Regions from separate parts of the Homo sapiens genome. Here region 2 is linked to region 1. The links are chromatin contacts, found by Hi-C or POLR2A ChIA-PET in ENCODE. All regions are on one chromosome and are shown on one strand. Each heading gives the region's core, a stretch centred on a gene start or an enhancer-like site at or near the end of the contact. The rest is flanking DNA. Distances are from core to core; before and after follow the strand shown.

Region 1 (2,720 bases), core at 85-2,584:
CTCCAGTTTACTAATTTGATTCACCATAGGCTAGTACATTTTACAGAGGAGAATGATCAGGCTCACCAAGGGAGCAGTGACTTTGCCCAGGATAACACCAGTGGGGATGTGCCAGCATAATCAGGGCCTCCAAATTTGTGGCCTGGAGACCCAGTAGGATGAGGATTCCCTAGCACAAAAGTTTCCACATTCCAGATCTGAGAACATTCTTCCTGATTTGAATTGAACTCTTGGAGGTTGTGAGGAGGAGATATGCCCAGTGACACTTGGTGGTGGGAGGTTACTGGGGGGATTTGTGGGGATGAAGGCATTGTCTCCCAAACTGGATCCTGGTGCTCCCAAGACTGGGATGTAGAGAAGGTCCCAGGGAGAATTCTTCTCGCCCTCCAATTCCAGAGCCAGGCAGGTCCTTTATTCACCTCCTTCTCGTGGCTCCCTGAGCTCCCCAGACTCGACCCTCATCACTGAGTCTATGTCACATCCTTAACCCAGTGCCTGACTTCTGATAATAATCATTAGAAGGAGTAATATTCATCGCTAGCTATGTATCAGGCACAATTCCAAGCCCTTGTCATGCCTTATTTCACCTAATCCTCACAACAAGCACTTGAGGTATCTATTATTATGTGTATTATTATCATCTCCGTTTTATAGAAGTTTTTCCCAAGTCACGTAGTTAGGAAGTAGGAAGGCTGACATTTGAACAGAGGACTTTCTGACTCCAGATTTCCTACCCCTAAGCCCCCTCTTTAAATGTAAGATAGGCTAATAGTGCCTTCCTGATTAGAGGTGTTCTAAGCTCTCAATAAGCCTCTGTACACAAAAGGACCTAGTGTGGGGGCTACCCAGAGTGGGCGCTCAGTCTGTGTTAGAAGAAGATGCTACGCGGTGCTAATTTCCTTTTATGGAAATCTTGGTTAGCTAAAGCAGACAAGGGTCTCCTTGTGATAACTCTAAAGGCTTGCACAAATAGTTTCCCCAGAGAGCTGTATACACATTAGAGTTGCGTTTTTGTTTATTTTGAGCTGTCTTGTTAAGGAAGGATTTATATGCTGGCGTTGATGTAGGACAGCAATCAGGCAATGTTTTCTGCCTTTGACAGTTGGTGTGATAGTTTGCTTCCAGTGAAGTTTGACTCACTGTATCTGGAAGCTGTCAGAAGTGGGAGCATGAAAAGGTCATGACGGATGGCTGTGGATAAGTGGTTAGGGGAGGGAGCTGGTAAGGGAGACAAACTGCCTCCCTTGTTTCCAAGAGAAGGGGCTGACCCTGGCTGCTCCCGGCCAGCCCCCGTGCTCTTTTCTTCCCCACCTGCCTGAGCTGGAAAGAAGCCTGCCGGGCTCCAGTTTTGAGAGGGGCACCAGGTTGGGTGTAGTGTAGCTCATGAGCCCTTCCCAGCAGCGCAACCCCTGGCATACCACTAGAACTGCTAGAAGTTCTGTTAAAGAAATTCTGCTAAAAAAAAAAAAAAAAAAGTTCTGCTGAAGAACTGCTAGAAGGAAGCATTCTTTCACTGAGGATCACTTCACCATTATCAAGACTTCAGCATACTTATCCTTCCCCACATTTTAACAGTCGAGAAAGGATACTGAATTCTGAAGTGGAAATCAAAAAGTGTCAGCTTTCAAAGTGATGTTTGTTTTTATTTTTCGTGAAATGTTTATCTTGGAAAAAATACAGAAAAGGAAAGGATATAATTCTACTAACCAGAGTTGGCCACTGGCACCAGTTTTTGGAGCACGTCCTTTTGACATCTTTTTTTATAAATGGTTTTCCTGTCCTTTTCACTTACTATTGTGTTATAAGGATTTTTCTAGTCAAAACTTTTCGTGGTTATCTTGTATTTCATCATTGTTGGATCAACTATTCCTCTATTACTGGCCACTTAAGTTGGAGAAATGTCAATGTAACAAAAGCCAGTTTCTCTTATTTCCTTGGAAATACATTTATAATTTGAATTACTTAAAACAGTGCATACGTGACACTGTAAGGAGTGCCTCTGCCATTCCTTAAATGACTTTACGCAAAAACTTTAGCCGAGGAAATCAAAACTATGCTCGGTGGTCAGAAAGAATATTGATCGGATTTCATGCTCCAATTTGCCATGTATGAACAAAAAATAGATGTGTGCATTTATTGGCATTTGTGAACATTTATTTGTTCCTTGGTGAAAATTGAGAGAGGAGATGGAGGACTGCTTGGGCAGAGCTCCTTATTATTAATACATCTTCTGACACGGCTGAGGCTGTGCAGAGCAGCAGAAAGAACAGGGACTTGAGACCCAGGCAGCTCTGGGTTTGAACAGTGGCTGTTCCACTTAGATGCTCCCTGACCTAGGCAAGCACCTTCCCCTCTCCTGGGATATGTTATATGAAACATTTAGCACAGTTCTTGCAGAATAGTGTAGTGGCTGAGGGGACACATTCTGGAACCAGACTTCCTGAGTTCAAATTGCAGCTTTGCCACTTCTGAGCTGGGTGATCTTAGGCAAGTTACTTGACCTCACTGTGTTTCTGTTTCCTCGTCAGTAGAATAGGATGAACATACTAGCCAACTTCATGAGGTTATTAAGAGATCTGAGTCCATGCACACAGTGGATTTCTAACCATGCTGGCACATTGTTGATGGCAGTTAATGTTAGCTGTTATGTTAATACTGGAGGTGCTCAGTGAATGGTGTCTATAACTGGCGTCATGCCTGTTGGGCCTAAGGAGAAAATT
Region 2 (2,899 bases), core at 324-2,823, 200 kb before region 1:
GTAGAATAGCATTTCTAAACCTTGTTCTGTGAAACGCTGTTATACATTGATATGTTTAGTATTCCTACAGAAAACAATATTTATGGATGGAATAAGTTTGGGATATATTGTTACTAGATTCCTCCCTCTTGGAGAGTCATAATACACAAAGTACATAATTTAAAAGCTTTGGGAAGTCCTGTGATGAAACAGCAAGAAGAAAACCTCTTTAACTTGGTTGAATCTGGTGTTTCCTAGACTTTTTAAAAAAACTTAAAAATTTTAAATTGTGGTAAAATATACATGGTATAAATGATAAGTAAAATTTACCATTTTAACCATTTTTAAATGTGTAGTTCATTGGCATTACATACATTCATATTATGGTGCAACCGTCACCACTGTCCATTTCCATAACTTTTCCATCTTCCCAAACTGAAATGTACCCGTTAAATACTTTTTCCCCATTACTACCTTCCTCCAGCTCCTAGCAACTGCTGTTAGACTTTCTGTCAGTTTGACTGCTTTAGGTACCTCATAAATGGAATCATACGGTACTTGTCCTTTTGCGACTGGCTTATTTCACTTAGCGTAATGTTCTCAGGGCTCATCAATGTTGTAATGTGTCAGAATTTCCTGTGTTTGAAGGCTGAACAATATTCCATCGTTATATACCACATTTTGTTCACCCTCTACCATGTATTGTTAATCGCTACTTAGTATTGTGTTGTTTGTATGTGTCATGGCATATGTGTACTATTGTAGGTTCCTTTTAGATTTCCAGTATTACAAATTACTCTGAGATAAATATTTTACACAATTATCTCCTTAGAACAAATCCTAGAAGTAGGATTGCCCAGATAGTATTCATGTTTTATATTTTGGTAAATATTACCAAATTACCGTCTAAAAAGTCCCAGTTTTCATTCCTTCATATTGTGCATGAGAGTGCCCATTTCTCTGAACCCTTGCCAGAGTTAGATTTTTAAAAATCTTTTTGATCTGTGCACAACTGATCAGAGAGTACAATTTGTTTTTATCCGTGATATGTATGTCCTTGTCTTGGAAATCAAACATAGCTTCAAATGATAATTTGCTGCTCTTTGGGAGATTTTTTAAAATATTCTTTTGGGTTTTGAAAAGTAGTCTTGTTAGAATAAGTTGAATAGTGTTCCAAGGGGACAATTTTGAAGGGCACGTTGAAGAGATGCTCTTGTATTACGAAAAAAAGACAATCCTTTATTTATAATCACACACTTACACCTGGCACATTCATATATGACTTATCTCTACAACAAAATTGAATAGTCCTTGGAAGTTAGACAGCAACATTTATTGAACTCCTGCCATGTATAACAGCCTTTGTTGCCAGAAGGAATATGGTGTTATGAACCCTGTCCTTGTGGAACTTATAGTCTAAGTCTTTAAGTACATGTAATTGGAGGTAAAAAGTGACATACACAATAATATGTTTTCTGGGGCAGTCCTGTGGGAGTTCCATATCAGAGCTGGTAGGGAATAAATATTTTTTGAATGAATCATACAGATTCCTTAATGTATGAAGTCATAGTGTCCTAATAGAGAAGATATCTGCTGCTGTTGAGGCATTTGTTCTGGGAGGATAAAGCTGGGAAGTTGGTATGTGCCTTCAGAAGTGTTTGCCCATTCCTCTTATCTTCAGAAGTGATCTATTTCCCTAGAATAGATTTTATTGAGGGCACTTCAGTATACTTTTGTCACTTTGCCTTTTGCCATTTGACTTTTTGGTGCTAGAACACCTATTAAATATCTGATCACTTCTCGGCCTTTTGGCTAAGATCAAGTGTATTAAATGTGTGACTTCTCATTAAAGCCCTTGTTTTTGCAAGGGAGAACTATTCAGTATGAATTTGAAAGCACCTGCCTCTCTACTGGTGACTAGCTGCCTTCCTTTCATGCCAGGAAGATGGCTTATTGTGATTGCTGTAGAAGGATGTTTGCAGCTCTGATCTGTGATACTATGCTTCCACAAATACTCTCATTTATAAATAAATGTGTGGTGTATACATTTTTTATGGTTATAGAGAAGTTTGTATTTTTACAAGTGAAATTTAAATGCTCATTGTTAATTTCATATTTTTTTCTGATCAATATCCTTAAAATGGTAGATTGACACTAATACTTCAGGGACCAGATATCTCAGAAATTTGATGCTTAAAGGAATCCCATGGTATTAGGAGATGTACTCGGTCTGTATTAGGGTATTAACTTTTTGATTCAGGGATACCTTACTCACCTTTGCATTTCCCATTAGCCTCAGAGTAAAATAAGTACTCAAGGAATATATTAAGAGGAAAAAAGTGAAGATTAATGTAATTTGCTTGATTAGAGATGCTCCTCAGTTAAATTTCTTTTTAATCTCAGTATCTTTATTTTAAGACCCACTTTAAGACACATCAGCAGAATGATGTGTTTCCAGACAACAATTTTTAAAACCTTAGTTAACTGTAAGGATTTATTAGCTAGATTTCCTCTCTATGTTCCATTTCTAGAAGAAACAGATTACAAGAAAATCTGGTGTTATAAGTCCTTCTGAAAGTAAGTATCTTCTAGGACTGTTCCTGGAAACATAGTCAATCCAGCTTTCATATTCCTTGTACTTCTCAACAATTTTGCAGGGGCAGGGAAGTCACTCAGATGACTTGCAGTGTCCTCTATCACAAAGGAAGCACAGACTTATTTTATGTGCCACGAACTTACTAAGACAGATGGGATATTGACATATTTTAGGACTACTTTAAGCAAGAATTGATCATTGAAATTATTGATTTTTTATCATTATTATTAATAGCTAACATTTATTTAATTACATGCCATGTATTTTTTTGAGCATTTTACCTGCATTATCTCCTGAAGCTTCCATTTTATAAATGAAGGAAAA

The links. A loop is a pair of places that touch in the nucleus more often than their neighbours do. ChIA-PET counts read pairs that join two places held with the same protein, here RNA polymerase II (POLR2A).
Region 2: a loop to region 1 is called in a map of Right ventricle myocardium inferior, with 4 times the contacts of the local background. The contact joins two enhancer-like sites. A Hi-C loop is called at or near these places in 1 of 168 maps with a recorded cell type or tissue (Right ventricle myocardium inferior). POLR2A ChIA-PET finds 5 or more read pairs at or near these places in 2 of 52 experiments (GM12878 and activated T-cell).

The regions. Positions count from the first base shown.
Region 1 is chr9:125,471,834-125,474,553 of GRCh38, reverse strand. The region is part of intron 9 of MAPKAP1 (MAPK associated protein 1); the gene reads left to right. Among named protein-coding and RNA genes, the nearest start is that of GAPVD1, 210 kb to the right of the region's middle. Within about 2 kb of position 1,334, at least 8 of the 41 ENCODE cell types and tissues checked have a DNase peak (open chromatin) inside an H3K27ac peak, as active enhancers do.
Region 2 is chr9:125,674,170-125,677,068 of GRCh38, reverse strand. All of the region lies in intron 1 of MAPKAP1 (MAPK associated protein 1), which reads left to right. It also overlaps the pseudogene LOC124902358. Among named protein-coding and RNA genes, the nearest start is that of MAPKAP1, 32 kb to the left of the region's middle. Within about 2 kb of position 1,573, at least 4 of the 41 ENCODE cell types and tissues checked have a DNase peak (open chromatin) inside an H3K27ac peak, as active enhancers do.